2 separate regions of the Homo sapiens genome follow, and region 1 is linked to region 2. The links are chromatin loops, found by intact Hi-C in ENCODE. Cell type or tissue: heart right ventricle. All regions are shown on one strand. Each heading gives the region's core, and the rest is flanking DNA. Links, peaks and the distances in the headings are about the cores only.

The links. A loop is a pair of places that touch in the nucleus more often than their neighbours do. Peaks named below come from ENCODE experiments on the same cell type or tissue, not always from the same donor. Only the 100,000 strongest peaks of a DNase experiment are listed, where the experiment ranks them.
Region 1: a loop joins it to region 2, with 2.0 times the contacts of the local background. A loop is called at or near these places in 2 of 110 quality-filtered maps.

What each region holds. Positions count from the first base shown.
Region 1 is chr12:68,415,806-68,432,471 of GRCh38, forward strand. It overlaps LINC02384 (long intergenic non-protein coding RNA 2384), which reads right to left. Exons shown (of 4, transcript NR_120458.1): 4 at 16,037-16,326. Among named protein-coding and RNA genes, the nearest start is that of LINC02384, 27 kb to the right of the region's middle. In heart right ventricle, for the core only: no CTCF peak of the experiment used is centred there; no DNase peak of the experiment used is centred there; H3K27ac peaks cover 1,374 bases.
Region 2 is chr12:68,528,887-68,545,552 of GRCh38, forward strand. No RefSeq gene overlaps it. Among named protein-coding and RNA genes, the nearest start is that of RAP1B, 74 kb to the right of the region's middle. RefSeq lists an enhancer at 9,721-10,683. In heart right ventricle, for the core only: no CTCF peak of the experiment used is centred there; DNase peaks (open chromatin) are centred at 10,065 and 10,435; H3K4me3 peaks cover 1,130 bases; H3K27ac peaks cover 2,317 bases.

The DNA.
Region 1 (16,666 bases), core at 4,988-12,987, 110 kb before region 2:
CCTACCTCATTATGCTTCAGTGTGTGTGTGTGTGTGTGTGTGTGTGTTTCAGAGTAAAATGAAACCTGCAAGCAGAACATTTTCATACCACTATTTACTACTAAGTATAATACAGTCTAATATCATGTATCCTAGAGCTTATTATAAGACAGAGTTTAAAAAAACAAAAAAAACAAAAAAAAAAACCTCATCATAACCAGTGAGGAACTGACAAGTACCCAGGGATCTGGTTTCTAGTTCAGATTTGCCATGAATAATCTAGGATGCCATGGACTCTTTACTTATCTCTCTGGACTTGCATTTCCTCTCTATAAAATTAGAGGCTTGAATCATAGCTGGTCTCTAAATCTCTCCCTGCTTTTACATTCTATGACTCCTACAGCCAGACCCTCTATAAGAGCTAAAAAGAAAAGCTAAAGCAAGGTGAGGGAACAGATGAGACCACGGTTCTAGGTGAGGTGCCATAGTCAAGAAAGGCCTTTCTGGGGAGGGGACAGTAGAACTGAAGCTGAAGGAAATGAGGGAGCCGACATGTGAGTATCTGGGGTACGAGTACTCTAGGTACAGCCTTTCTTAATGATGGTAGGTAATGCTCTTCTCAGCATGACAAGAAGTTTCATCCTCTACCATAGTTCCCATCCCTGTCAAGTAGGAACAACGCATAGAGAGAGATGATGCCAACCCAAGACAGGCCCCGCACAAGCTGGATGGGGCACAACAGGGACTGGGTGGTGCCCATGACTGAGCTGAAGTCTAGAAGTCATGGTGTAGAGGGTGGGGACAGTCAAATCCAGGTGAGCAGATCCAAACAAGTCATTGGCTTAAAGGGATTATTGAAGAATGGCATGCGAGACTTGAATGGGTCGGGGAAAGAGAAAAGCTGAAGTCCTAAGTTGTAAACCAGAAATTGTCCCAGAAAGCTGTATTTCGAACCAAGAGTAATGACCTGTAGGAGAGTTATTACATCAATTTAATGGGTCATGACCCGTTTATTTTTTTAATTATATTAGAAGAGAATGAACTTACCAGTGTATATCACATAAAGGGCAAGTGATTGTTCTGTGAAACATTTTTTTCTGTTGTAAACATGTATATGTTGAGTCATTTTGTAGAACTGACTTCTCATTGTGAGTGATAGTTTTAAAAAAAATTAAAAGCCAGTGGCCTAGAAAAAATTCCAGGTATGGACTGCAGAGGCCAGTGGCAGTTTTTCATTTAAAGATTTAGTGGATGGGCTGGGTGCAGTGGCTCATCCCTTGGGAGGCCAAGGCAGGCAGATTGCTCCAGCCCAGAAGTTTGAGACCAGCCTGGGCAACATGGCGAAACCACATCTCTACAAAAAAATGCAAAAATTTGCCGGGCGGCTGTGGTGGCGCATGCCTGTAGTCCCAGCCACTTTCGGGCTGAGGTGGGAGGATCTCTTGACCCCGGGAGGAGGCTGCAGTGAGCCGAGATTCACACCACTGCATTCCAGCCTGTCTCGAAAAAAAAAAAAAAAAAAGAAAGGAAGAGAGAGAGAGAAGAAAAAAAGAAAGAAAGAAAGAGAGAAAGGAAGAAAGAAAGAAAGAAAAAGAAAGAAAGAAAGAAAGAAAGAAAGAAAGAGAAAAAAGAAAGAAAGAAAGAAAGAAAGAAAGAAAGAAAGAAAGAAAGAAAGAGAAAGAAAGGAAGGAAAAGAAATTAATCCTCTACATATGGAGCTTTTTTAAAATGTTAAGTATACTAGAAAAGAAAGAGCAGAATCCAGAAATAAAAGACTTCTGCTCCCCCACCCTCTGTAACAAGGGACCAGAGGACCCCACCTACCCATCACCCTTTGTCACCACTATCACCATCACCACCACCCACAAAAAGAACAGCCTGATCCCTGACATGCTGGGTAAAGAATTGCTTGTAAACTGAAAGAGAGAAAACTCAAATGCCCACCAGAATATGAGAATAACAAGTAAATGAACCTGACCAAGTGTAAGAAAAATGGGAACGGTGGGGACTCTGGTGGAGGAAATACTTAAGCCCTGCCCTGCCCAAGAGGGGCAGCAGCTACTCAGCTCTCAGCAGCTGTTGTGCAAGAATGTGGACCAAGTGTTGTCAGATCTTGGTATTTTTTCAAGAGATACTGGAAATCCAGGTTTTTATAATGAAAAACATTTTAAAACACTGGGTAAGCCAAATGAAACATGTCTGAAGGCCTAAACACACTCACACTACACCAAGTGTGAATAGCTGCTGTGTGTAGGTGGTGATACTTGGGGTCATTTATATTTTCATTTTTACATTTCACTGCATGTTTCAGAATTTTAACAGTGAACATCATTTTACTTTTATAATGAGAGAAGAATGAAGGTTGTCAAATATTTAAAACTCTATTAACTAAACAGGTAGACATTTGAGTTTTCTCTTTTTAGTTTACAAGCAATTCTTTACCCATCATTTCAGACACCAGGCTGTTCTTTCTGTGGGTGGTGGTGATGGTGGTGACAAAGGGTGATAGGCAGGTGGGGTGCCCTGGCCCCTTGTTGTTTTATCCTGCATTAAGATCAGGATAAAACAACAAATGTTACAGAAATTTTCTCTGGGTGAATGTTTACATGTGACTAAATTTTTATGTTATGTTTTACAACAAAAGTTTGCAGTACATCACAAATAATTTCAGCCTAACTACAGCAATATGCCAAGTCTCAGGTTTGCTGATTCGAGGTTTGTGGTCACCATCTTTGGCTATTGTTTGCCCATCAGGACTTATGAAAGCAATTGCTTGTTCCATAATATTATTCTCATTTCTACTTAAGTATTTAGCCCAGCTTCTATAATATGCAAGTCTTCTGGATTCTGGCTAGATATTGGAAACAAAGAACAGGCAATTCTTCCCCTGGAGTAATTATAGTATAGTCTACTATCTAGAGTGGTTAGAGTGGTTATGTGTACTAAATGAGTTAAAATTTATAAAGCTCATGCCTCTAATCCCAGCACTTTGCAAGGCTGAGGAAGGTGGATCACCTGAGGTCAGGAGTTCGAGACCAGCCTGACCAACATGGAGAAACCCCGTCTCTACTAAAAATATAAAATTAGCCGGGCGTGGTGGCACATGCCTGTAATCCCAGCTACTCAGGAGGCTAAGGCAGGAGAATTGCTTGAACTGGGGAGGCGAAGATGAGTGATCAGTGAGCTGAGATCACACCACTGCACTTTTGTATTTTTTGTATTTTTAGTAGAGAGGGAGTTTCACCACGTTGCTCAGGCTGGTCTTGAACTCCTGACCTTGTGATCCACCCGCCTCAGCCTCCCAAAGTGCTGGGATTACAGGCGTGAGCCACCACACCTGGCCAGCATTTTTTTTAAATGAAAGAGAATGGAACAGACCTGAACACAATAGTGCCAGCAGTGAAGATAAATATTGTTTATTGAAAATTTGTGTGTTGTTTTATATAGAGGTACGTATAAGTGGCAGTTGTGGAGGTTAAAATTTTTTGAAAGCTACTTTACTCGACCAAAGTTGAAGCCTTGGCTTTATTTTCTGCATTGAGCTCCCTCTGTAAAACAGAGAAAGAAAATGTCTGTGTGTGTGTATGTACATTCATGTGCATATAACTATGTGCATGTATACATGTAATTATCCTAAAAGAATTTCAGAAAAAGCAGCCAGGTGCAGTGGCTTGCACCTGTAATCCTAGCACTTTGGGAGGCCGAGGCTGATGGGTTGCTTGAGGCCAGGAGTTCAAGACCAGCCTGGCCAACACAGCAAGACCCCATTTCTAAAAAAAAAAAAAAAATTTTTTTAATTAGCTGGGCATGGTGGCATGCATCCATAGTCCCAGCTACTGGAGAGGCTGAGACAGGAGGGTTGCTTGTGCCCAGGAGTTTGAAGGTGTGGTGAGCTTTGATCACGCCATCACATTCCAGCCTAGGCAACAGAGTGAGACCCTGCCTCTAAAAATCATAATAATAATAGATAAAAATAAAACAAGAACTTGAGAAAAAGGAACTTTTTAAGAGGAGAGAAGAAATCCCCCATTCCCCAAATAGATGGCCTAGATCTGAAGATGTTTATTCCAAGGGTAAACTTTTCATTACTAATAAATAGTGTTTACTGAGATCTTATTGCATGCCAGGCACTGAGCTAAACACTCCACATTTAATCCTCCCAACAACCCTATGAGGCGAAAATAAACACCAACAAAACAAAGAAACCCCAACAAACATTACAGATTTAAAATCTACAGGTAACAGATAACCCTCCCTCCCTGACTCCCCTCTCTGTCTCCCCCAGCCCCACTCTACGCACCCCCTCCCATCCTTTCTCTCTCTCCCTGTTTCATATTTCTGGAAAAGAAAAGAAGAATGGTCAAAAAGAAGGGAAAAGGGAAAAGAAAAGCCACGGAAATAAAACAGATGGGACAAGAGGAGAGGAGGAAGGAGGGAGGTGATCAAAAGAGAAAGGAGGAGCATATTGAGCATAGTTGGTGCCGTACCATATACTGCCAATAAATTCTCATTTTGAGTACAAAACCTTGCATGGGACTGTTGAAGAAGGCTCAGTCTTTAGGGTGGAGTTGAGAAAGACAGAGCGGTGTGGTGTGCCAAAACAAACTCCTACTTTCTCATTCTGCTCAAGGTCAGCCTTGACACACTTTCCTCCAATGTGGCAGGAACACCAGCTACAGAAAAACTGCTTCCGTGAAAACCACTATTTAGGTACTGATATTAGCATCTTGTGCAGGGTAGCCTAGAGTTATGCATTTTCTCCTCTCAGGAGCCCTCTATATCCATTTGATTTCTGCGATGTACGCCAGCAGGCTTTGGCTCAGTGTTAATGACTTTGTTCTCTTTGAATTCCTGTGAGATTTTATTCCCTTTGGTGCCCAGGCGTTGTGTGCCACAGTGATTTCTGCCCAGTAAGACTTCTGCTGTGATAAAAAAGAAACTGCAGGGAAGGCCTGCTGCTTGTCCTCTGCCGGTTGCTGCTACCCGACACAATTACTCATACTCCCATTCAGAGAATGCGAGAGAGTGATTCTGTTTCCATGGCCTCAGTCCTGAGACTTTACTCTCTAATAAACTGAGAACACTAAGCCATGTGCTAAGCGCACATCGTCACTACCTGGAAAAGGCACCTTCTGGCTAGAGCCAAGTGGACTAATCATGTCTGGATAGACAAAAATGTTGTGCTCAGCAACCTAGCTCTCTCTCTTTCCCAATTATGAGACAGACCACCAGAGCTGGTAAACCACGTTACTTGTAGACACCAGCATTGTTGTTTATGCTATCATTTCAATTATGTTTTGAACTAGGGTTCTGTTGGCTTGCTTGCTTCCCCCGCCCCATCTCCCTCCCTCTATTGAAGGAAGAAGCCAAGGTAGGAAAATATCTGCTTGAATTGTTCATGAAATGTAAAATTTCTACTTTACCATGGAAAACCAGATTTTAGACACTATTACTCATGCTGGCTCAGAAACTCAATTTTTAACCTTTCTGACCCCACAGAAATCACAGAAGTATCCCCTTTGCTTCTATATCTTCTACCTGGGGCCCAGATTTGATCTGTGTCAATGCCACTCTGAATGCAGGACCTCTTATTGCCTTGGGCCAAGCAAAGGTACAGGAAAAAACTTCAGGCTGATCACTCTCAGCAAACTAACACAGGAACAGAAAACCAAACACGGCATGTTCTTGCTCATAAGTGGGAGTTGAACAGTGAGAACACCTGGACACAGCGAGGGGAACATCACACACCAGGGCCTGTCAGGAGGTGGTGGGCAAGGGAAGTGAAGGCATTAGGACAAATACCTAATGCATGAGGGGCTTAAAACCTAGATGATGGGTTAATAGGTGCAGCAAACCACCATGGCACATATATACCTATGTAACAAACCTGCACACTCTGCACATGTATCCCAGAACTTAAAGTAAAAAATAAATAAATAAATAAATTGTCCAGAAACAAATAACATTCCTTAAAATTAAAAAAATTTAAAAAAAAACTTTTTTAAACTTCAGGCTGGGACACCAAAACCCGATTCCTGATCCAGCCTTTAAAAGCACCCCAGGCCGGAAGTGGTGGCTCACACCTGTAATCCCAGCACTTTGGGAGGCTGAGGTGGGTGGATTACTTGAGGCCAGGAGTTCTAGACCAGCGTGGTCAACATAGCAAAACCCTCTCTCTACTAAAAATACAAAAATTAGCCAGGCATGGTAGCGCACACCTGTAGTCCCAGCTACTTGGGAGGCTGAGGCAGGAGAATTGCTTGAACCCAGGAAGTGGAGGTTGCAGTGAGTCGAGATCGTGCCACTGCACTCCAGCCGAGGTGACTGAGCAAGGACTCTGTCTCAAAAAAAAAAAAAGAAAGCATCCCAAAGAGTCTCAAGGTTTATATAGGAGCCGCAGAAAAACAGTTCTCAAGTCAAAATGAATTCAAAGCTGCTTTAATTAAATGCCTTTTAGCACTGTGTTGAAACAGATGAAGATTTTGTTACAAAATCAAAAAACAAGTGATTCTCTAGTCTTGTTTTTGTTACCAGCTTCCCACTGACCTACTTTTAAATTGCGTGAAAAATGTGGCCTTCCCCGCTCCCCCTCCTTCCTGTCCCCTCTCCTCCTGACCTCTGTACCTCTTCTCCCTTCTGGTTCTGTCTTCCATAGGCTCTTTCTTCTCCTCCCACTTATCTCAGGTAGGGTCTCAAAGCTGGTCTTCATGTTCCCTTCCCCCTTCTCCCTGATGATAAGAACCCTAACCTTGTGTCTTCCCTGTGTATCTCTAGAAGGGAGATACCCAAATCTCTAGACATGACTTTCATGGATGTTCCAATCACTTGAATCCAAAGGGACCGCTTATCCCCCTTTGCTGGGACAACCTCCATGTATGCCTGTTGTTGTACCTTATTATTAATAGTGCAGCCGGGCACGGTGGCTCATGCCTGTAATCCCAGTACTTTGGGAGGCCGAGGCAGGTGGATCACCTGAAGTCAGGAGTTCGAGACCAGCCTGACCAACATGGTGAAACCCCATCTCTACTAAAAATACAAAAAATAGCCAGGTGTGATTGCGCACACCTGTGATCCCATCTACTTGAGAGGCTGAGGCAAGAAAATCGCTTGAACCTGGGAGGTGGAAGTTGCAGTGAGCCGAGATTGTGCCACTGCACTCCAGCCTGGGTGACAAAGCAAGACCTTGTCTCAAAAAAAAAAAAAAAAAAAATAGTGCGCACTTTCACTCTCACAGGGGTCTTGGACAATATATTATTTAGTCATTCTCCTTAAAAGCAGGATTTTCTTCCTGAATATTTACTTGATCCAACATTTCCTCCCTCAGCTACTTCTTTTTCTGAAGCTCTGGCCTTCTTCCCAGCATTTGCATTTCTGTCAGTGCTTCTGACGCTCTTCCATCTTCCAGAACCTGGAAGCCCCGGCATCCTGTTGACGCCTCCCTCCCCATCTCATCTTAGCCATGCAGAATGGCGACACCAAGGTCAAAGGAACTGGACATAACTCCTGACTGCATCACTTACCAGCTCTGTGCCCCTGTTCACCTCTGGTCTCTGCCTCAGTGCTGTCATTTGTAAAACAATGAGAACAATACATTCCTTGAACAGCGTCACTGGAAGCATAAATAAGGCAGCTTCTGAAGGGCCACTGGGCATTGTGCCTAACAAAACAAATCTGACTTCTTATTTATGTATTTATTCAACACATTTATTGAGCACCTACTGTATGCCAGGCACTGTTCTAGTTCCTGGGGATACATCCGTAAGCAAGACAGTCAAACACATCTGTCCTCATAGAACTCACATCCCAGTGCAGAAATCTGACAATAAACAAATAAAGAGCTCCTAGGTCAAGTAGTGATAAGGGCTACAAAGAGAAAACCAGACAGGGTAAGGGGAACAGGGAGTGCCCAGGTGGAGAAGGGCTGCTACTTTAAAACGGTGGCTAAGGGTCACTAATAAGATGACATTCAAGCAGACACTTAAAGGAGAAAAGAGGTAAAGGAATTATCTAGGCAGATATTTATTTATTTATTTATTTATTTATTTGAGACAGAGTCTCGCTCTGACACCCAGGCTGGAGTGCAGTGGCACGGTCTCTGCCCATTGAAACCTCTGCCTCCTGGGTTCAAACAATTTTCGTGCCTCAGCCTCCCGAGTAGCTGGAGCTACAGGCATGCACCACCACACCTGATTAATTTTTGTATCCTTAATAGAGACAGGGTTTCGCCATGTTTGCCAGGCTGGTCTCGAATTCCTGGCCTCAAGTGATCCACCCACTTGGGCCTCCCAAAGTGCTGCGATTACAGGCGTGAGCCGCCACACTTAGCCTAGGCAGATATTTAAGAAGAACAGGCTTGGGAGGCCGAGGCGGGCGGATCATGAGGTCAGGAGATCGAGACCATCCTGGCTAACACGGTGAAACCCCGTCTCTACTAAAAATACAAAAAATTAGCTGGGCGTGGTGGCAGGTGCCTGTAGTCCCAGCTACTCGGGAGGCTGAGGCAGGAGAATGGCGTGAACCCAGGAGGCGGAGCTTGCAGTGAGCCGAGATCACACCACTGCACTCCAGCCTGGAGACAGCGAGACTCCGTATAAAAAAAGAAGAAGAAGAACAGGCATAGGCAAGTTCCCTGAGGAAGGCCTGATGTGTTGGAGGAAGTCAGGGATGGCAGCCTCGTGGAGTGGGGTGGATGCCTAGTAGGGAATGAAGCCAGTGGAAGCGGGATTCCCACACAGGCCTCGTAGATCCGAGCGAGGCGTTCAGCTTGTCCTCGGAGTGCAATAGGAAAGCTGCCAGACTGCAAAGCGGTACCTGTGAAGAGATTAGACCTCCGGGCAAGGCCAGAGGCAGAAGGGTTAGGGGAACATTGCAGTAATCCACACAAGAAGTGACAGTCGCCTGGACCAGGGTGGCAGCAGTAGAGGAGGTGAGAAGTGGACACCTTCCCTTTGAAGTCTCTCCAGTTTCCCACTGCATTTCCCTCTCACAGCCACAGTCCTGTCCCTGGCCTTCATCACCTTACCCCTGAATTATTGCACTAGCACCCCCACTCCCTCACTGGTGCTCACGGGACTGCCCGCTGCCCCCGCTCTCCTGTTCTCACCTTCATCACATCATTCCCCTGCTCAGGAAATATGACTGTGCCTTGCCCATCGTCCCCAAGTCCAAATTCCTCTCCCTGGCTCTCAAAGCCTTCCACTGAGTTCTACACACTCAATGTTCTTCTGACCATAAACCAGTTCCTACCAGTAGTCCAGCACCAATTCAGATAGTAACTGGCTTACCTAATGACCAAGAGATCTGCTATTCTATACCCAATTCAAAATTAACTGGATAGTTCTTTTAATTGGGTCATAGAACCAGAGTTCCATTACAAAAACAATTAACGGTTAACATTGATTAAATGCTTACTAAGTTCCAGACACTAATCTAAGAACTTTACCAACAGCATCCCCTCCAATTGTACAACATCCCTATGAAGTGGGTACTATTATTATCCCCAACTTTACAGATGAGGAAACTAAGGCACAGAAAAGTAAATTGCCCAACATCACAAAGGCAGTTGCGGGGGCGGGGGGGGAAGGAGGAGCTGAGATTTGAATCCAGAAAGTCTACCTCCATCGTCAACACCCTTAACCATGGCACTCCATTGCCTCCCGTACTTGGACACGGTGTATCAGGTTTCTTCATGTGAATCATTAAATTCTAAGTTGTGTTTACAGCAAAACTCTCATTACTGCCCCCCAAGCTTTTGCTAAGCATTTTGTCTTCTTCCTGTCTCTACCATCTCTACCATGTCTTCTACCTATCTCTACCATGCCAAATCCCACCCAGCTCTCAAGGTGTAATTCAACTTCCTGATTTTCCACAAAACTTCTCTAAATACATGAGACCTCACTGAACCTCCATTCTTCCAGCTATTTGAAATCCACTTCAAATCACTATGTTTGATTTTTTTTTCCATGTGTCTTCCCAACTATACTGGATACTGCTTATGTAGAGCAACCATAAATTATGTTTCTTTTTATATCTCTACAGTATGTAAAACAATCCTGAGCCATTCCGTTCAACAGACATTTTAAAATAAACCCTACAGTGAGCTAGATCCTGTGTGGCTCCCGAAAACACAGTGAAGACAGTACTCAAAAATACTTGTGTGCCAGATGTGGTGGCTCACATTCGTAAATCCAGCACTTTGGGAGGCTGAGGCGGGAGAATCCCTTGAGGTCAAGAGTTCAAGATCAGCCTGGGCAACATAGAGAGACACCCCCGCCATCTCTACAAAAAAAATTTTGAAAAATTAGCTGGGTATAGTGGCACAAGCCTGTAGTCCCAGCTACTGGAGAGGCTGAAGTGGGAGGATCACTTGAGCCCAGAAGGTTGAGGCAGCAGTGAGCTATGATCACGTCACTGCATTCCAGCCTGAGCTATGATCATGCCACTGCATTCCAGCCTGTATGACAGAACAAGACCCTATCTCTAAAAAAAAGAAAAGAAAAGAAAAGAAAAAATACTTGTAGACCAAATGAGAAGATCCAGGGAAATGCCTGTTGAAACATAATTATCTATTTTAATTAACCTTTTTCATATAAATGCCATCAGTGACACTTCAGATACAAACATATGATTTTCATGTCATTTTAATATAAATTCATTGAGCATCTACTTTGTGCTTGTTCCAAAAAGGAATGAGACAAAGCCCTGCCGTCAGAGAATCCTCAGTCTGTGTTACCATATGTCTTAGGGCATGGTTGGAGATCAAGAATAGAAAAGCCACTAAAATCTACTTAGGTAAAAGAGAACAGAAGGTAAGAGAGAACTGACAGGCCTGCTGTGGGTGATTGGAACAGAAAATGACCAAAGATGTTACTTTCTTCATTGCCATGTTATCTCTTCCTCTGCTTCCCTCATTTTACATTTCTCTCTTTCCCCCACCTTTTCTCCCTCCCCATCCAACCCATTCCCAGATTGCCTTCCTTTGCTCTCCTATTACACCATCCACAGTGGCTTACACTGGCTGGTGCCCTCAGCTTCCAACACGTGCTAGTGACCGTCCAGGTCCAGCATTACTGTCTGTTAACTTGACTGTCTCCATTCTAATCCCAAGTGTCCAGCAGGAGACTCCAAGGGGCCTACCGTGGACAGGTTTCCAACTCTAGCCGAAACAGCTATGGTGGGGAGTGGGGAAAGGATGCCCAAGGTCATGCTGGATGGTATGCAAGGGACTGCTCTTTCTGGGGCTGGACTCAAAGGTATGGGATGATGGCTTCTGTAAAATATAATGTGATAGGGCCGAGCATGGTAGCTCACGCCTGTAATCCCAGCACTTTGGGAGGCCGAGGTGGGTGGATTGCTTGAGGTCAGGAGTTCAAGACCAGCCTGACCAACATGGTGAAACCCCATCTTTATTAAAAATACAAAAATTAGCCCAGCATGGTGGCAGGCGCCTGTAATCCCAGCTACTCGGGAGGCTAAGGCAGGAGAATGGCTTGAAGCCAGGAGGTGGAGGTTGCAGTGAGCGGAGATCACACCATTGCACTCCAGCCTGGGCGAAAGAGCGAGACTCCGTCTCAAAAAAATAATAATTTTATATATATATGTATAATGTGATAAATGGTCTAATAGTTGCTCTACAATACATACACCTCGGATTCACATTTTGCAGACTTCACGAATTCATAGAATTTTACAAATTGTAAAGGATTCCAGGAATCATTTGACACAATCCCTACACTTGAGCTCATTGTAAACCAAAGCCTGAGAGCAAATAAGGGTGGATTCCGTACTCTCTGACTTCTAGTCTACTCCAACATTTACCAAACCAGAGCAGTTTAAGACCACCTTTGACATGTAGGTGACCAAAGATAGTCCACACTGCATCATAGCATGTGGATTTGTTTGTCTTTTTTAGTATAATTTCTGTACCTACTAAGAACTTTCACATATATCATCCTATCTAGTCCTCCCAGCAATCATGACAAGAATTGTTAAGCCTATTTTGCAGATGATAAACTGAGACCTAAAGAAGTCAACAGACTTGCCTACACTTTACAGTTCATATCAGGCAAAGCCAAGATTTAAACCCATACGATTTCACTTCAGACCTCCCTCTTTCTGCTATGCCATGCTGCCTTCACTCTCTGGGAATCAATGAAATGTCAATTTGTATTGTTTGTAATGTTTTTCTATATGTTATGATGTTTTATTTATTTATTTATTTATTTGAGACAGAGTATTGCTCTGTCACCCAGGCTGGGGTGCAGTGGCACAATCTAGGCTCACTGCAACCTCTGCCTCCTGGGTTCAAGCGATTCTCCTGCCTCAGCCTCCCAGGTAACTAGGATTACAGGCACTCGGCACCACACCCAGCTAATTTTTGTATTTTTAGTAGAGATGGGGTTTTACCGTGCTGACCAGGCTGGTCTGGAACTCCTGACCTCATGGGATCCGCCCGCCTTCGCCTCCCAAAAAGCTGGGATTACAGGTATGAGCCACCGTGCCTGGCCTGTTATGATGTTTTAACATCTTAAAAATCTAGCTCAGGAGAGACTGCCCCTTTTGGGTTAGCCAGTTCTTAGAGATAGCAGAGGGCTCATGGAGAATGCCTTTGTTATGAAAACTAACCAGTCCAGAGCCATACCTCCTCTACCAGGAGGCAATATTCCTCTGCCTTAATCATCCCAGGCTGCATACCAGGAAACTAAAGACTACTCCTATAGCCCAAAGCTTACAGGAATTATTCAAACTAGCCAATTCCAGTTTCCTCTGCCCTGTCTTCCCCATGAAAACCCCAGTAAAGATGCCTCCTGTTTCCAGACCCTCTGGGGATAATAAACTTTGTTTTCCTGAGCCTCTGATGTGTGGCCTCTTGTGGCCACACCCCACTGACCATCACATAAGAGAACACAGAACACAATAACAAAAAAAAAAGGATTGGAAAAGCAGACTGAGAAGTTCAGAGGATCCTTTAGTAATGTTCAAGGAATTAGCATGTACGATAGAGGAGTGGTCAAACCATAATGCGCTCAGACCGTAAATAAGATATTCTCAATCCCAGCAAGCATGGCTTCTGGCACTTCTTTTTGCAGCATTCTTGTCTCCAATGCAGTAAAAGGATCGTGACAGGAACATATTTCAATGCACAGATCAATCCGATTGGTTTGGAGGGAAAAGCTGGTTCTCATTTAAGATGGTTTAGTAGCAGTGATTCATTCTATCAAAGGCATCACTGCATCTTTGATGCAGACACTATCATCCTAAGCCTCTTTGCAATCAATCCCAAGATGTATAATTTGTTTAGCCTAGTGAAATTCTTCACAATTCTCTAAACAACTTCAAATGTTTCTGATAACTTGACCCTGCATTCCTTGGATCAAAAAGCAGCAAGGCACAAATGTCTGAATCCCAGGCTGGTTCCAAAGAGTAGTACTTCAAAGAACTCTGCACACGGCAATTCCATAGTGTACTTTTACTACTTATTGACTTTAGTTTCTTTGCCATGGTAGAGATTTATTATTCTTTAACTTAAAGCTGGACTCAAATCAATTGTATGCTCTGGTTTCAAGAAGTCCTGATAAGGTCTCCCAACAACACAAGGAGGGATAGGGTGACTAACCTCCATTTATCCAGGCCTGGAAGGATACCAGGAATGTGGGACTTTCAGCTTTAAAACCAGGAAAGTACTTAGCAAACCAGGACAAGCTGGTCACCCTAGTCTAGAGATTTAAGAAAAAGCAAGTCTTTTGTCTTATTAAACTTTAAGAGGTGTCTTAGAATTAAATGCTTTGACGATGTAGGATGCTAATGGCCCTTTAATATCTTTAAGCAGCATATTTTCTACAGGTTTGCAGAAAACCCAAAGTATAACTGTGTGACAATAAATACAATAGATCAAACAGTGATTCTTAATACCTCCAAATGCAGATGAAATACATCAAGCAAATGAAGAGCAAAACTGACACAGGCGACAATGATTCATTTCAATATGTAAAGGCCTGGCAGGGACTTCTATATAAAAGCAAGTCTTTAGCAGTCAGCACAAGAGTCTTTGATTCACTGCCACTAAACGATGGGAAGTGCCAGTTTTAACTCTCCCAATGGTGGGGAGCAGGGGCTTCCGTCCCATTCTCCTGGTTCAAACTCTTACTTCTACCTATGTCCAGCAGTGTTGGAATGGGCAGCCCAAAATAATGTGCACATTAATTAAATCTTCAATAGGGATGGGCGGGAGGGAGCCTGCTGGGAGCCCAGATTGCTTTCATCCTTTCTAGGGAATATGAAGAGTTAAGACATTTACCAACCCAGCCTCTAAAAAAAAAAAAAAAAATCCCTCAAGACTCAGCCTTGCAGTGCTAATTGATGTCATTTATAAGGAATCTAATAATGTTGAATAATTTATTTTAAAATGGCAGATGTTGAAAATATAGAGTCATACTAATCTGGGTCTAGCAGAGAATATATTCATGATTATCATATAATTTCATGTCAGGATTGAGTTTTTATGTTTCAAACAATCTTCAGGTATCTCATTTTAGTGCTTATATTAAAGTAAATTTAGGAAAAAGGTAATTTTGAACCAAACTGGTCATTCCTCAAATGTATGCCAACCGCTGTGTTAGGTGGTGGGAGACATGGTGGAGAACAGAGAAATGGTCCTTGCTCTCACTGGGTTCCATTCTAGGGGGAAACTCTGACAATAAATAAGTACACAAATATATAAAATAATTATAGATGGTGATTAACAAAAATTAACAGTAAATCTACTTTCAGTTTTCCCATCACTCTATCCATAGCTCTTTTTTGTTTTGTTTTGTTTTGTTTTGTTTTGTTTTGTTTTGTTGTGTTGTGTTTGAGATGAGGCCTCACTCTGTCGCACACACTGGAGTGCACTGGGGTGATCTCAGCTCACTGCAACCTCCGCCTCCCTGGTTCAAGTGATTCTCCTACCTCAGCTTCTCGAGTAGCTGGGATTACAGATGTGTGTACCACCATGCCCGGCTAATTTTTGTATTTTTAGTAGAGACAGGGTTTCGTCACATTAGCCAGGCTGGTCACAAACTCCTGACCTCAGGTGATCCCCCCCAACTCAGCCTCCCAAAGTGCTGGGATTACAGGCATGAGCCACTGTGCCCGGCCTATCCATAGCTCTTTGAACCATTCACAACAACCTATGAAACCTCAGTTTCATATATGAATACATATATCTTCATGAAGAAGGATGATTTAACGTTATATAATTTTCCCACCAGAAGAACTACACTATACTCACCTCAGGCTATTAAAAAATTTTCATTACTTTTTTTGTGTTTTACTGAATATTTTTAAATCCCTGGAAACAATTCACATCAAAATGCAAGGCCTCACAAATAAGTTCGGTTTCTCGCTATTGCTGAGGCCTCCTTTCCTTGCTAATAAGATTAACACCTGTTCTTTCTGGTTCCTAGAACAAAGAGAAGAATAAGGAAGAAAATCATGCTCCATCTTTGTAAGTATAACCAGTGCTAGCATAGAGGAGAAGAGGCATGAACGATAAAGCTACTTTAAGAATGCAAAATAGCCCAGGCTCAGTGGCTCACACCTGTAATCCCAGCACTTTGGGAGGCTGAAGTGGGTGGATCACTTAAGGCCAGGAGTTCAAAACCAGCCTGGGCAATATGGCAAGACCCCGTCTCTACTAAAAACACAAAAATTAGTCAGGCATGGTGGCACACACCTATAATCCCAGCTACTCAGGAGGCTGAGGCTCTAGAATCACTTGCACAGGGGAGATGTAAGTTGCAGTGAGCCAAGATTGTGCCACTGCACTTCAACCTGGTCGACAGAGTGAAACTCTGTCTCAAAAAAAAAAAAAGAATGCAAAATGGTCCAATCCTCCTCTCTAGCCAGGAGACTGTTAGTATAGCCACCCTCTCTTCCCCTTGCCTCCACACCTCACCTCCCTCTCTCCTTCTCTGCAGAGTAGCTGTGGGTTCCCTCCCAGCTTCCCTGTGAGCCTCCTCCTCCAGTAAACCTACTCTTCAAACCAGACTCAAACTCACTCATACCAATGTGTCAGTGATTGATGACAGTAAGGATATTACCATTTTAATAAGGATGAAGGTCTTTAAGAAGTGAAACTCTAAAACTAGGGTCTGCAGCTCCAGCGAGTGATAGTGGGTAGTATATATTTAGCAGCCCTAAAGAGATCCTGACCACAGATTCACAGTCTCCTGGTCTAAAAGCCAGCTAGCACATAGGGTGCCGGCTGCTTCAGATGCAACTTCATTGCCATACACCGTGGTCATGATTTACTATAAAGTAATGCTGTTTCCAATATATGATGGAGTGGCAGCCGGAGCATCTGCTCAACTGAAAAACAAAAAAACAACAACAAAATCGTTGTAGGTACACTCGGTCCATCTTGGGTTATCTTCTTTAATAGTTTTTTAATATATTGAAATGTCCTCCATCTATTGCATTATTCAAATTTCTGTGTGTGACATTTGTCTCTCCAGCTAGAGCAGGGACTTTCTTCTAAATCAGCACATAGAAAATATTGAGAGATAGTCTCTTGACTATTAAGTATAAATTAATCTTTCCGGGACTCATTTCAAATGTTTTGTTCTGAATGCTTTTCACGTTATTATTAATAACAACAGCAATTATGTTTATGGGACATTTGCCATGTACCAGGTGCTCTTCCTTAAAT
Region 2 (16,666 bases), core at 5,566-13,565:
ACTTATCTCTTGTAGCTGACTGTTGTTTGAATTCCTTTTCTATTCTTATTTCTAGTTTTCTAAGAAAGAGAGGTTGTGTGTATGGGTAAGTGTGTGAAAGATTTGAATTTTATCAAATGTGCTTTCAGCACCTACTGAGATGATCATATGGTGATCAGGAAGGTAGAAATAACAGGGAGACAGAAAATTCTTGGCAAAGAATTTGTGGCCAAATCCTCTAAAGCAACTGTAACAAAAACAAAAATTGACAAGTGGGACCTAATTAAACTAAAGAGCTTCTGCACAGCAAAAGAAACTATCAACAGAGTAACAGACACCCTACAGAATAGGAGAAAATATTCACACACAATGCATCTGACAAAGGTTTACTATCCAGAATCTATAAAGAATGTAATTCAACAAGCAAAAAACAAATAACTCCATTAAAAAGTAGGCACGTGACATGAACGGGCACTTCTCAAAAGAAGACATAAAAGGGACCAACAAACATGAAATAATGTTCAACATTAGTAGAATCAGAGAAATGTAAACCAAAACCACAGTGAAATACCACCTCACTCCAGTCAGAATGGTTATTATTAAAACGTCAAAAAATAACAGATGCTGGCAACACTGCAGAGGAAAGGGAACACTTTAATAACAATACCCCCATCAGCTTGGGCAACAAAGCGAAGACCACGTTCGTGGGGACATAAATTAGTTCAACCACTGTGGAAAGCAGTTTTGAGATTTCTCAAAGAACTTAAAACTGAACTACGATTCGACCCAGCAATCTCACTACTTGGTATGTAACCAAAAGAAAAGAAATTGTTCTGCCAAAAAAACACATGCACTCATATGTTCATTGCAGAACTATTCACAATGGCAAAACATGGAATTAACCTAGATGCCCATTAACAGAGGATTGGATAAAGACAATGTGGTACATATGCACCATGGAATACCTTGCAGCCATGAAAAAAGAATTAAATCATGTCCTTTAACATGAATTCAACTGGAGGCCATTATCTTAAGAGAATTAATGCAGGAACAGAAAACCAGATATTGCACATTCTTTCTCACTTATAAGCAGGAGCTAAGCATTAGGTATGGACGTAAAGATGAGAAAAATAAACACTGGAGACTACCAGTGGGGGAGAGAGGAAGAGGGACAAGGACTGAAAACTCCCTGTTGGGTACTATGCTTACCGCCGGGGTGATGGGGTCATTCACACATTCATACTCCAAACCTCAGTGTCACAAAACATATCCATGTAACAAACCTACACATCTACCCCCGAATCTGAAATAAAAGTTGAAATTAGTTTTAAAAATAGCATTTACAAAATACCTTAAAAAATAAATAAAATAACTTGTGCTTTTCTGGGTAGACCACCGGTCTTTAGGTATGTCAATTTACCTTTCTGGGATTTCGTCCAATGTCGAAAAATAAAGAAATTGGACTAAGTAAAAAGCAAGAATATCCCCACATTTTCAACACCAAAGTATGACATTAAACCATTATTGGTTTTTTAAAGTTTCCTTTTCTATTCCTATTCCTAATTTTCTAAGACAGAGAGAGAGAGAGAGTGTGTGCGCATGTGTGTGTATGTGTGTGTGTGGTGAATGTGTGAATGAGTTTTCAATTTTATCAAATGTGGTTTTAGCACCTACTGAGATGATCATATGGTGAACAGAAAGGCAGGAATAACAGGGAAACCTTTCACTGTATACCTTTTGTAGCTGTTAAATTTTGTACCAGGATTTTTATTTCTAGTAATAGCGCAGGCTAGGTAATTGGAATAACCCTCCAGCTGAAAATACAAAATAAAATATTAGTAAAACCTTAAAAGCATCAAAGGGGTGTCAAGAAGGAATTATTAAGTCAAAATCTTAGTGAACATGGGAACCCAGAAGGGAACCAGACACTGAGGGCATTTGCCAAACCTGTCCAATCTCAGCCTTGATTTCCATGGTCTCAGGACATGTGGGAGAATAGAAGACAAAGCCCATAACTGCTTGGGGAACCTAATAGGATACTCAGATCCCAGAGGACTGGTATAAGGATGAACCCTTGGTGGAAGGATGAATCAAAAATAAACTCTACAGCCCTTGCCCTAGGGGACTATAAGTAAAGACACTTAAGAGAGTAAAGGAGAAGTTCCCTAATAAGTGGCAATGCCATGCTAGCCCTCATGAGGATTTATAGTCCAAATTAATATAAACTGAATGATCCAGGAAAAAGTCAAGAACTGGTACTGTTTCCAGGCATACAGCCAAAGCAAATCCCCCACTGGAAGAACTTACATCATCCAGGGACTCAAAGAATGCTCACAAATAATTTTCCAAAGAAAATACTCACAGTCATTAAAGAGACAAAGTACTACAGCAATAAGCAACAAAAATAACAGAAAGTAGAAAGAGGACTGAAAAAAAATCTGATACTAGAATGATCAGACACAGATTACAAAGCAACTATGATCGTTCAATAGCCAAGCTTGAAAATAAATGCAGATAATAAGAAACTGCAAAACGATGAAGCAGTTTTTTGTAAAGAATCAAATAGGACCACAATAACTGACAATTATATTTATTACAATTACAAACTAAATGAATGGTTTTAATGGCATATTAGGCATAGCTGGAGAAAAAAGAAATATTGAAATGGAGGATAGGCCAGAAGAACTTGTCTGGAAGGAAGCACAGAGAGGCAAAGAGATGTAAAACATAAAAGAAACGTTAAAAGGCATGGAGGACAGATTGAGAAAGAAGCATGCCTCTAATTAGAGTTCCAGAAAGAAAAAAGCATGAGAATGCGACAATATTTGAAGAGATAATAGAAAAAAGTTTTCCCAAATGATGAAGGTTACCAATCACAAATTAAAGAAGTCCAGTGAATCTCAATCAAAATGAATTTGAGGCCCTGCACGGTGGCTCATGACTGTAATCCCAGCACTTTGGGAGGCCCAGGCAGGAGGATCCCTTGAAGTCAGGCGTTCAAGACCAGCCTGGCCAACATGGTGAAATCCCATCTCTACTGAAAATACAAAAATTAGCCAGGCGTAATGGCGCACGCCTGTAATTCCAGCTACTCAAGAGGTTGGGGCAGGAGAATCGCTTGAACTTGGGAGGTGGAGTTTGAGATTATGCCATTGCACTTTGAGACTCGATCTCAAAAAAAAAAAAAAAAGACGAATTTGAGCTTTGTGAATGTGTTACTTAGTTGAAATTTTTAAATTTTTAAATAGCTTTTTAAAAAATAACCCAGATTGGGGAGAGGGAGGCAGGAGATGGTCTAAAAAGAAGGTTGCATATTATATTAGTTGCTTTGATTAAATTTGCCTTTGTTAACTTAGCAGAAAATACACTAAAAATGTAAAAAAAATAATCATATTGCTCATTTAATATTTCCACATACAAAAATTGCTTATCCAAACTTCTCTAAAGTCTACAAATTAATCATTATTGAAGCACAGATTATGCAATGTTCTCACGTAAAAAAAAAGAAATGTTGGCTAATGAAAACTAGTAGCTAGGTACTTTTTTAGCCAGAATTTTATTTCAACCACAGAAACATGACTTGAAGCAGAAATCTGAACTAAAGTAAACCCTGAATCAAAAATCCAAAAAGAACTATACTCATCTGCCAGATATACAAAGGGAACCAAATCCAAATATGGTAATACTTTTTTACAGAACTAAAATTCTCTCAGAAAATCACTTGTTTGTGTCTGATTTTTTTTCTAAGAAATTACTTTTTTCAATACTTCTAGAAAAATATTACCTAACAAGGGAGTGTGTACTTAAGAAGAACAGTTGGACAATAAATAAAATGGCTAACCTACTCTCTTCCCCAGAAACTTACCCAACCCAGTCTGAGCAACAAGCTGAAAAGCAGGGTTCTGAGAACCAGGTATTAAGGGGAGTTCCCAGAGGAGCTTGGGAAACACAGAAAATAAGAGGCTGCAAGCCTGTTCTGAGGTGGAAAAGGATCTAAAAACTGGTAAAGGAATGAAAACCTTAATTTTTTTTTCTGTCTTTTTTTTTTCTTTCCCCCCCCTCACGATCATTTCTCCTTTTCCTTCTCTCTTGTTCAGATCACCTCTGGGTTCACATTTCTTTTGCCTTTTATTTGCATGTTTTTATCTTCTGTGTCTCTGCTCTTCTACCTCTGATTTGTCTTGTCTTGTCCCTTTTATCCCCTTTCCTTTATCTTCTCTTTTTCTACTTCTTTTTCCTTTCTCTGGTCTTTGTTATTTTCTTTTTCAGTCTTTACCTTTTCTCCATCTTTTCTTTGCAATTATCTGATCTCGTGCCCCACCAAAAGCAAAAGATGTTTATAATCTTATGAAGCAGATTTGACAATACTTATGTATATGCTTTATCTAATGTGATGATATGCAATGTTCATAATATTTCGAAGCAGAGGATGTTATTCATACACTGATCAGGACTTTTTGTGAAATGCTATTTCTATTTTCCACCATGTTCACCTCATAATTTGCAAAGCACTTTTTAGTGAACATCAGTAACAAATTCAAAATTCATAAGAGTGGTAGAATTCAAGTTAACCTTCATATTTCTTACTATGGTAGTCAGCCTCTGAGATAATACCCAGTGACCCTTACCTCCTTGTATTTATGCCCTCATGTAGTTCCTTCTTATATTGGATCAAGTCTGGTTTGTGTGACTAGCAGAACATCACGGAAGTGATGATGTAACTTCCAAGGTTAGATAATAAAAAACATTACAACTTCCACATTGCTTCCTTGGTCGCTTGCTCTGGGGGAAGTCTTTCTTTTTTTTTTTTTTTTTTTGAGACGGAGTCTCGCTCTGTTGCCCAGGCTGGAGTGCAGTGGCACAATCTCGGTTCACTGTAAGCTCTGCCTCCCGGGTTCACGCCATTCTCTGGCCTCAGCCTCCCGAGTGGGTGGGACTACAGGCTTGAGACACCGCGCCCAGTGCTCTGGGGAAGTCTTACAACCACCGTGTTGTAAAGACACTCCAGCAGTCTTATGGAGAGGTTCATATGATGAAGAACTGAGGTCTCTTGTCAACAACCAGCACTAATTTGCCACCTATGTGAGTGCATCATCTTGGAAGCAGATCCCTCAGCCCCAGTCAAGCCTTCAGATGACTGCAGCAGGGGTCAACATTTTGACTGGAGTCTTATGAAATATGCCTCAGGCCAAAACTATCCAGCTAAGCTGCTCCCTGATTCCTTATAGAAATAATAAATTATCTTTATTTATCTATAATAATATAATTGTTTATTATTGTTACTAATAGTAAATGCTCATTATTTTCAGCCACAAAATTTTGCAATAATTTGTTATGTAGAAATAACTAACATACTTATTGTTTTGTTTTGTTGAGATGGACTCTGCACTTTGAGGCTGGAGTGCAGTGGTGCTATTTTGGCTCACTGCAACTTCTGCCTCCCAGGTTCAAGAGATTCTCCTATCTCAGCCTACTGAGTAGCTGGGATTACAGCCAGATGCCGCCATGCCTGGCTAATTTTTTGTATTTTGGTAGAGATGAGGTTTCACCGTATTGCCCAGGTTGGTCTTGAAATCCAGAGCTCAGGCAATCCACCTGCCTCGGCCTCCCAAAGTGCAAGGATTACAGACGTGAGCCACCGCATCTTGCCTACTGTTATTTTTTGAAGAAAAAAAAATTTGTGTATAAGTAAACATCTGAAAATACTTTTTCCTTTATTCCACCCATAATAAATATGCACACACCAATTCCAGAAATGAAATTTTAAAATAATTTTGTAACTTTCTTTTATGCACTCAGTTTCATTCAGCAGTACAAGAGTACTAACAAAAGTACTTTTTTAATTAATTTTTCTCATATGAGAATGGAGAAAATAATATACCTAGAAGAAAATTAATAATTTTATATCTAACAAGTCTAGTTTTGTTATAAAACAAGGCCTCTTGACAACATATAACAGACAAGCGACCAGGCACGGTGGCTCACACCTGTAATCCCAGCATTTTAGGAGGCCAAGGCAGGCAGATCACATGAGGCCAGGAGCTTGAGACCAGCCTGGCCAACATGGCGAAAACTCATCTCTACTAAAATTAAAAAACTTAGCCGGGCATGGTGGCTCACACCTGTAATCCCAGCACTTTGGGAGGCTGAGGTGGGCGGGTCACGAAGTCAGGAGATTGAGACCATCCTGGCCAACATGGTGAAATGCCATCTCCACCAAAAATATTAAAAAAAATTAGCTGGGCGTGGTGGCACGTGTCTGTAGTCCCAGCTACTTGGGAGGCTGAGGCAGGAGAATCACTTGAACCCAGAAGATGGAGGTTGCAGTGCATCAGGATCGCACCACTACACTCCAGCCTGGGCGGCAGAGCAGATTGCGTCTCAAAAAATAAAAATAAAAATTAGCCAGGCATGGCGGTGCACGTCTGTAATCCCAGCTACTCAGGAGGCTGAGGCAAGAGAATTGCTTGAACCCGGGAGGTGGAGGATACAATGAGCTGAGGTCGCGCCACTGCCCTCCAGCCTGAGTGACAGACCAAGACTCTGTCTGAAAAAAACAAAAACAAAAACAAACAAAAACAGACAAGTAATATCAAACAAAAAAAAAATGGAAGCAATATGGTATGAAGTAGAAAAAAAGTTCCATTCTCCCAAAACAATGCATTTAAATTAGTTCTGAAATAACTTCTCCTAACTATCCATAATACGATGCTAAAGAAATTTGTGTTATTTGTTCTCATTTTGAACACCATTTTTGTGTGTGTTTGTTTTTTGAGAGGGAGTCTTGCGTGTCGCCCAGGCTGGAGTGCAACAGCACGATCTCGGCTCACTGCAGCCTCTGCCTCCCAGGTTCCAGCGATTCTCCTGCCTCAGCTTCCCCAGGTAGCTGGGATTACACGCACAACACCTTGCCCAGCTAATTTTTGTATTTTTAGTAGACACGGGGTTTCACCCTGTTGGCCAGGCTGGTCTCGAACTCCTGACCTCAGGTAATCCTCCCACCTCAGCCTCCCAAAGTGCTGGGGTTACAGGCATGAGCCACTGTACCCGGCCTGAACACATTTATTAATATATTCCCCATTCATAATTATGCTTTCAAATAAATTTTAAGGCCAGGCACAGTGGCTCACGCCTGTAATCCTAGCACTTTGGGAGGCCAAGGAGGGCAGATCACTTGAGGTCAGGGGTTCAAGACCAGCCTGGCCAACATGGTGAAACCCCGCCTCTACTAAAAATACAAAAATTAGCCCAGGCGTGGTGGCACATGCCTGTAATTCCAGCTACTCAGGAGGCTGAGGCAGGAGAATCCCTTGAACCCAGGAAGTGGAGGGTGCAGTGAGCTGAGATTGCACCACTGCACTCCAGCCTGGGTGACAGAGTGAGACTCCGTCACAAAAAATAAATAAATAAATTTTAAAACAAAAGTAGTATTAAATCTTGTCAAATCTTGTAAACAGGTATTACTATCTAGCTTCCGCCACATAATTTTTTTCTTAAATTAAAAAAAAAAAAAAATGTGTTGAACTGGGTGTGGTGGCATAAGCCTGTAGTCCCAGCTACTTAGAAGGCTGAGACAGGAAGATCACTTCAGCCTAGGAGTTTGAGGCTGCAGTGCACTATAATTTTGCCTGTGAATAGCCACTGCACTTCAGCCTGGGCAACATAGCAAGACTTCATCTCTTAAAAACAAAAGTGAACTCATGCTTTTAATTACCCTAGCATGCAACCTAATAATGCTATTAACCCAAACTAAAATACAACATCAAAACATTTCTCCATATCAAAACTGAACTCTACTATTCTATCGTTTAATTGAATCTCTAGATTCACTTTGGTGTAGAGAGACTATAATAGTGAATTTTTTTCTTGCAAAGTATTCTGACAGGTATAATGTGATCATCATTTACATGATCCAAGATTAGGCTGATAATAAAAAGGAATTAGTTCAAAACACCAGCCTTAGAATCCCTCAGTACGTGTTTCCTTTATAAAAGTAACTACATTATATTTGTAGTGGCCTATGAGGATTTTGATAATCTCTGCAGCTTAGATGCTGAATGAAATGCATTCAATGATTCAATAAATACTTATTGTGCTCTGATTATGTGCCAGGCATCCTACAGCTTGAGAAACAGAGATGAATAAGGCACACTGGGTTCCTGTTTTCTTGGTCTTCATATCACAATGGTTGGCAGGCAGACCACAAACAAGTAAAAAATAAAAATATTCAAGATCACTTCAGATGATAATAAGTGTTGTGAAAGAAATCCAAAGGGTGACATGCAGGGGAAAACTTTATAAGGCGTGATCAAGGACAGTATCTCTTGAGGGGGAGATGCAATCTGAAACTTTGGGTCAGAAAATTCCAGTTGGAGGAAATATCTAACATATATTGAATCATTTCCTTAGGTCAGTGGTCCCCAGCCTTTTTGGCACCAGAGCCCGGTTTCGTGGAAGACAATTTTTCCACAGACAGTGGGGGATGGAGATGGTTTTGGGATGAAACTGCTCCACCTCCGATCATCAGGCATTCGTTAGATTCTCAAAAGGAGTGTGAAATCTAGATCCCTCACATGCGCAGTTCACAATAGGGTTCAGGCTCCTATGAGAATCTAATGCCGCTGCTGATCTGACAGGAGGCGGAGCTCAGGCAGTAACGCTCCCTCACTCTCCGCTCACCTCCTGCTGTGCGGCCCAGTTCCTAGGAGGCCACAGACCATGCCCTGGGGTTTGTGGACCCCTGCCTTGGGTGATATCCCATTATTTTTGTACCCAGAAACCCCTAAGACACACTGTAAACCATGATCAAATATATTTCTACCCTTTGTCCATTGGCTTCAACTGTGGTCCTCTAGGTTTGATCCTAGAATAGATATGATGATCGTGTGCAAAGTGTTCAATATGCTGACTCACCTTCATTTGCACTCTAGCAACCTTGGCTAATGAAGAATCATTTGGGGAATATTAGATACCATTTTGACCCTTAATTTATCCTTCATTCTCAGGGACTTTGAATTAATTTTGAAAAACTAGTGTTGAAATGTAAGGTTAGGATCTCAAAATTCTTTGTTAGTCTACTAAAGAATCATTTTTTTCCGTCAATTAGCCTCTTAAATTCACATTAGCCAGACATGGTGGTGGACCCTGTGGTCCCAGCTACTTCAGAGGCTGAAGCAGGAGGATCACTTAAGCCCTTGAGGTTGAAATTACACTGAGCTATGATCGTACCACTCCACTTCAGCCTGGGCAACACAGCAAGACCCTGTCTCTAAAGAATAATAATAATAAATTAATAATTTAAAAAACATTATGTTGAAGTCTGGCCAGTTCAATGACTGGAAAAGCAACCATGATATCTTGTATTTATAGAGTCCTGTTTCCAAGTAACCATCCATGAAGCAGCTTAAGACTATCCACAGTAGCTTCCCACCCATGACAGCAGTGATTCTGCCCATAAACTAGCTGGTTTACCCAAGATTCCATCAGAGGCCCTCTAGCTCCCACAAAGATTTCATTAAAAGATATCAATAAAATCTAAACTATTTTATTTTTGGCAAAAGTCTTTTGGTAAAAGGCATTTTTGGTAAAATATCTATTTCATACTTTATTCTTGCTCTTCAAACTTCCAACATATTTGTTATTCTTCTAGCTGCTGAGAGTCTTATTGTTTTGCTGAGAAAATAAATAGAGGCAATCAGAAAAGAGCTTCCAAAGACTACATCAAAAAACATGTCCCCGTGAGCACCTAGAGGCCTCCCCATAATTTCTAAAAAAAAAAATCCTACAAGTTTATTTTTAGAGTCTGTTTGCCTCCAGTCTTAGGTCCATACATGTTAACCTTGATATACTCAATTGATCTAGACACAAGCCCAACCCTTACCCACGCTTCTACCAAAAAATAAAATAAAGTAAAATAAAAAATTAGTTGCATCAAGTACTTAGCCAGCTCAGTCATTTTAGCAAAGGCTTGTGCGGGAGGATGGAGAGGAAGAGTCACGTTGAGAAGATGTTCTCTGATTGGCTCCAATGCTCCTCCCCTCCCAGGCCCTCTGGACGCCCTTGCAAGTTACAGCCAAATTGCTCCCTTTGTCTCAGAAACATTCCGCCCACACCCTGGCCCCTCCTGGGATCTCTTCTACTTTAGAAGCTCTTATCAGGGTATTTTTCAGAGTAATTACATTTCCCTTTCTGAAGGAATTCTGGTGCCAACTGTTAATAAAATAACATTCCTCCTCCTTATTACATGGGATGCACCAATTTTTATCCTGGAGCAGCTTCCAGTGTTAGAATAGACAGCAGGAGATTTCATGTATTTTAGAGCTTAGTAAACTTAACTTTTACCAAAAATAAAATAGTTTAAAAACAAAATGGAGCCGCAGGGAGGAGTACTTAGAGGGGCGGAGCTAACAAGTGGTTTTCCACGTTTGCTCAAAGTGGGGGCTGTTGATGTGTGTGGTTTGTCACCGCAGGCTTCCAGAGCCAAGTTACATAAAAGAGCAGTCCCTTTCACTTTCTAAAGGATTGTATTTTGCTGCAAACTGTGACCATGCATAATGAGCTTTTGATACATTTCTTTTAAAGTGCATGGTATAACCATAGGGTTTTGCATTTTCGGGTCCTCCCCTCTTAATTGAAGGACTGGCACACACAAGATGACATCACAAATTCCTTAGTTTCATTAAAAACAGTGACTACTCTATCCACTTAAGTTATGAGAATTGCTTTTCTAAAGGAAATACATTTATCGGGAGCCACAGAAATTTTCTAAATATAGGGTAGCTTCCTGAAACAGTAGAAGCAAGTGCCTTCAGGACAGTTTATTTATATAATTTAATGGAATTTGATTCCTTTGAAATTGGCAAGTAAATATAAGTAAAGGGAAAGCTGTCTGTTATTTTTTATGGAAGTATTTCATGAAGATCTTAGGTTTCATATCATTACACATTCCTTGGCTCAGTTGATAATGGGCACGTAAACTACTTTATGCAATTGAAAGGGGTATACTTTTCACATAATTTGGGGGTGTGATTATTATTCAAATATATGTGCCTAATTATTACAAACACCCTTAGAATTAATTTATCTGGGCCAGTATTTTCATGATTAAATCCCTCCCCCAATCCTTTCTTGACCCCTGCTTGGTAATTAAATCACATTTTATTATAACAGTGCTTCTTAATAAGACAGTCAATTCTTGCAGTGTCCCTGCAATAAAATGCTCTTCCAGAGCACAGTCTGCACCATCTAGATGATTTCTACAGCCAGTACCAAAGGGCCATTTGTCCCAGGCAGGCATTGAATGACCGTACCCTTTTTAAAGCAGTTCTCCTTAGCAAATGCCCAGTTTATGAGGCCTTTCTACTAAGGGAGGAGACCACCCCTCATATTTTCTTATGCCCAATTTCTGCCTCCAAAGAAAGAAGAAGTAAAAACTAAAAGGCAGAAATGAAATCCACAGTCAGACAGCCCTGCGCCACACCCTGGGCCTGGTAGTTAAAGATTGACCCCTGACCTAATCGGTTATGTTATCTATAGATTACAGACATTGTGTAGAAAAGCACTGTGAAAATCCCTGTCCTGTTATGTTCCGTTCTAATTACCGGTGCATGCAGCCCCCAGTCACATACCCCCTGCTTGCTCAATCAATCACAACCCTCTCATGCAGACCCCCTTAGAGTTGTGAGTCCTTAAAAGGGACAGGAATTGCTCACTCGGGGAGCTCTGTTTTTGAGATGTGAGTCTTGCCGATGCTCCTGGCCAAATAAAGCCCTTCCTTCTTTAACTCGGTGACTGAGGGGTTTTGTCTGTGGCTCGTCCTGCTACATTTCTTGGTTCCCTGACTGGGAAGCGAGGTGATTAACAGAAGGTCAAGGCAACCCCTTAGGCGGCTTAGGCCTGCCCTGTGGAGCATCCCTGCAGGGGACCCCAGCCAGCTTGAGTGACGTGGATCCTGAGAGCGCTCCCAGGTAGGCAATTGCCCCAGTGGAACACCTAGTCAGAGTGGTGCATGGCAGGCCCCTGCAGAGGATCAACACAGTGGCTGAACACCAGGAAGGAACTGGCACTTGGTGTCCGGACATCTGAAACTTGGTAAGACTAGTCTTTGGAACTTGCACACTCCTTTGGAGTGGAAGCGTGGCCTGATAACCCACGGCATGCCTGTACCAGCACTTTGGTTTTTGTTTTTGACTTGACTTGGATTGCTTGATACTTTGGTTTTGGTTTTGACCTGGCTTGGATTGCTTGATACTCTGATTTTGGTTTTGATTCTGGTTTGGTGTAAACTGTAAAAGTGTGTGTGTACCCTTTTTACCCATTCTTTGTTTTGTGGTGTGCGTGTGGTGTGAACTTGGTGTTTTGCCTCAAGGAAGCATGGGTCAGGCACAAAGTAAGCCCACCCCACTAGGAACTATGTTGAAAAATTTCAAGAAAAGATTTAAGGGAGACTATGGAGTACTATGACACCAGGAAAACTTAAAACTTTGTGTAAGATAGACTAGCCAGCATTACAGGTGGGTTGGCCATCAGAAGGAAGCCTGGATAGGTCCCTTGTTTCAAAGGTATGGCACAAGGTAACCTGTAAGCCAGGGCACCCAGACCAGTTCCCGTACATAGACACTTGGTTACAGCTGGTTTTAGACCGCCCCGCCACAGTGGCTGAGAGAACAGCAGCATAAGCGGCTAGCAGAGGCAAGGAAAGACCAGCAAAGAGAGAGAGAGGAAGAGACAGAGAAACAAAGAGGGAGTCAAGAAAAGAGAGAAAGAGAGAGAGAGGCAGAGAGAGAGGAAGAGACAGAGGCAAAAGGAAAGTCAAAAAGAGAGAAAGAACAAAAGAAAGAGAAAGAAAGAGAAAGAAAGAAAGAAAGAAAGAAAAAGAAAGAAAGAAAGAAGAGAAAAGAAAGAAAGACAGAAAGACACAAGTAGTTAAGGAAAAAAAAGTGTACCCTATTCCTTTAAAAGCCAAGGTAAATTTAAAACCTATAATTGATAATTAAAGGTGTTTGCTGTAACCCTATAACACTCCAATACCACTTTGTTGTCAGTGTAAACCAGGGCATATCCTGAAAGCACTGAGGCCTTCCTATCAACAATCCTTAACCCAGTAACCCACAGATGGCCCAAATGCATTCAATCTGTAGCAGCAACTGCTTTGCTAACAGAAGAAAGTAAAAAAATAACTTTTAGAGGAACCTCATTGTAAGCACACCTCACCAGTTCAGAAGTATCCTAAAAAAAAAAAAAAAAAAAAAAAAAAAAAAAAGATGGTTTAACATTAACCACTGAAAATTGCCTTAACCCAGCAGGTTTCCTAACAGGGGATCTAAATCTTAATTACCATACAAAGGTCCAACCAGACCTAGGAGGAACTCCCTTCAGGATAGGACCATAGATGGTTCCTCCCAGGTAATTAAAGGAAAAAAAAAGCCATCTGTACCAATTCTAAGTTAATTTGGACTAAACAAGGTCTTATTAATAGCAAAGGATAATTGAAATCCCAAACTTACAAGGTTTTCAACAAAAGTAAAGTTTGCTAAAAGTTAACCATGTAACATGTATTATAGTAACTTCTAATCTTGTGGCGTTAGATAGTCTGGTCCACAGACATAAAGGAAGTTCACTTTGGAAAAGAATGATTATCTTTGAAAAAAAAAAAAAGGGGGAAAAAAGGGGGGGCAGAATTTATGTAAAAAGAATGTTATATAGTAAATTCTTGTCCTGAAATAAATTAACTGGTTGTTTAAAGAAAGAAATGTTTGTAATAAGTCAGAAAGTTAAGGCATGTCAAAGAATTGTCTGTAAAAGTCATGAAAGAGAAAAAATCATTTAAAAAAAGTGTGTTAAAAAAAGAATTTATACAAGAAATGTTGTATAATTTAAAAGTAATTGGGCCTCCTGAATGTAAAACTATTTTTTACCTACATTAATATGTTAAAATTTTGTTTTAAAAGTTTAATCAGGTTTTAAAACATTAATTGTGTGTAAATTCTGTGTGTAAACATATTAGCTAAAGTTAAAGGGGTATCACACAGTTTTTCTGTGAACTGGACATTAAAGTAAAAACATGACAGGTTTTTCTTAAAGCACTAACCTGCTCTTTAACAAAGATTATAAAAGGTTAAAAAGAGTCTATAAAAATCTTACCTTATGGTCTGACATTAAAAATTGAATAAATATGTATATAAAGTTTTATTAAAACTAAGTTTAACATTATAACACACTAATATAAAGGTGAAATTTAGCTTATCTGGTATAAAAATCATACCGGAAGCATTGTCAAATATAAAATGCTGATTGGCTTCTTTGGTCCAAAAACTAATAAAAATAGGTGCTAAAGGAAATTACTCAGTAGAAAGGCACCAAGGACTATAAAATTCACTGCTGGTGTCCCCACATTTAAAACAAAAGCTCAATTTCTTAGAAATTATGTACTTGGTTTATCTTCCACTTTCCTTTCCCTCAAAACTAAAAGTCTTTTAGCAAGTGTACCCCCCCCTAGAATTTCCAGTAAACCACCACCAGCATGAAGATCACATTCTCATCAAAGGGTGAAAAGAAAGGAAAATCGAGCCAGCCTAGGAAGGACCCTACCTTGTGCTGCTAACCATCAAGATTGCTGTTCATACAGAAAAAAAAGGATGGACTCATCACAACCAAGTCAAGAAAGCACCATCCCCTCCAGAGTCGTGTGCTATAGTCCCAGGGGAAAACCCTACCAAACTAAAGCTAAGAAAAATTTAATTCTTTCATGTATTCTATTACTCTTTCTTCTTTCCTGCTCTTTTGCTGACCTTCTAGTTATTAACATAACCAAGTCAATTTCGCCTCAAACTATTGCATTTAATGCTTGACTTGTTATACCCTGTGGGGACTTGCCAAGTCAAAGACAGCTCTCTACTTCAGAAAAGTACCTCTGTCCCTCCTGACTCTCCTCAGACTGGGCATTAGTAAATTAGGACCATTTAATCCAGGGAAATTTCGATAAAGGCTCCCGTGTCAACCAGGAGTCTTGTTCCCCAGTGTAGAGCTTTTATGCCATAGTTGGTCCAACATTCTGTGGACCACTAAAGAGCAAGGATGGACTACCCAAACAGTTTTTATAATTTCCTAAAATCATACATTCATTTTACTAGAGGATCATAGAAGTTAAAGACTTAAAACAAACTTTGGCAATTAAGACAGGATACCAAGATGCAAATGCCTGCTTGGAATGGATCAAATATTCCATCTGCACATTAAACAAAAGGAATTGTTATGCTTGTGCACATGGTAGGCCAGAGGCCCACATTGTCCCCTTTCCACTAAGGTGGTCCTCCAGTTGACCAGGTGTGGGCTGCATGGTAGCTCTTTTCCAGGATTCTACAGCCTGGAGTAATAAGTCGTGCCAAGCTCTCTCTACTATATCCCAAAGTACGGCACCCTGCAGGTCAGCCCAGGAGGACCATCCAGACTCTGTCTCCCAACACTAAGTTCACTTCCTGTCTCTCATGACAGGGAGGAAACGTAGCGTTCCTTGGAGACCTGAAGGGATGCAGTAAGCTTAAGAATTTTCAAGAGCTTATCAATCAGTCAGCCCTTGTTCATCCCTGAGCAGATGTATGGTGGTATTGCGGTGGACCTTTACTGGGCACTCTGCTGAATAACTGGAGTGGCAATTGTACTTTAGTCCAATTGGCTATCACTTTCACCCTGGCATTTCATCAACCAGAGGGAGGAAAAATAAGACATCGTAAAGCAAGAGAAGACCTTTATGGGTCTTTCAACTCTCACGTCTATTTAGACATGAGAGTCCCTCGGGGAATACCAGATCAATTTAAAGCTTGAAATCAAATAGCTGCAGGATTTGAGTCAATATTTTGGTGGGTGACAGTTAATGAAAATGTAGATTGGATAAACTACATCTATTACAACCAACAGTGACAAGCTTTTCATGAGTTAAAAGAAAAACTCATGTCAGCCCCAGCCCTGGGGCTACCTGACCTGACAAAACTCTTTACACTCTATGTGTCAGAAAGAGAAAAAATGGCAATTGGAGTTTTAACCCAGACTGTAGGGCCCTGGCCAAGGCCAGTGGCCTATCTCTCAAAACAACTAGACGGGGTTTCCAAAGGCTGGCCCCCATGTCTAAGGGCCCTGGCAGCAATGGCCCTGTTAGCACAAGGAGCAGATAAACTAACCCTTGGGCAAAACCTGAATATAAAGGCCCCCCCATGCTGTGGTAACTTTGATGAATACCAAAGGGCATCATAGGCTAACAAATGCTAGATTAACCAAGTACCAAAGCTTGCTATGTAAAAATCCCCACATAACCATTGAAGTTTGCAACAACCTAAACCCCACCACCTTGCTCCCAGTATCAGAGAGCCCAGTTGAACGTAAGTGTGTAAAGGTATTGGACTCAGTTTATTCTAGTGGGCCCAAACTCTGAGACCATCCTTGAACATCAGTAGGCTGTGAGCTGTACGTGGATGGGAGCAGCTTCACCAACCCCTGCAAAGTGACTCTGAAGAAGATGAGAAGCCCTACTCCAGTCACACCTGGAAGCTGACTGGTCCACATGTGCCCGAAGCATGAGAAAACTCATTGTGGGACTCATTTTCCTTAAAATTTGGACTCGTACAGTAAGGACTTCAACTGACCTTCCTCAGACTGATTACTATTCCCAGTGTATACATCAAGTCACTGAGGT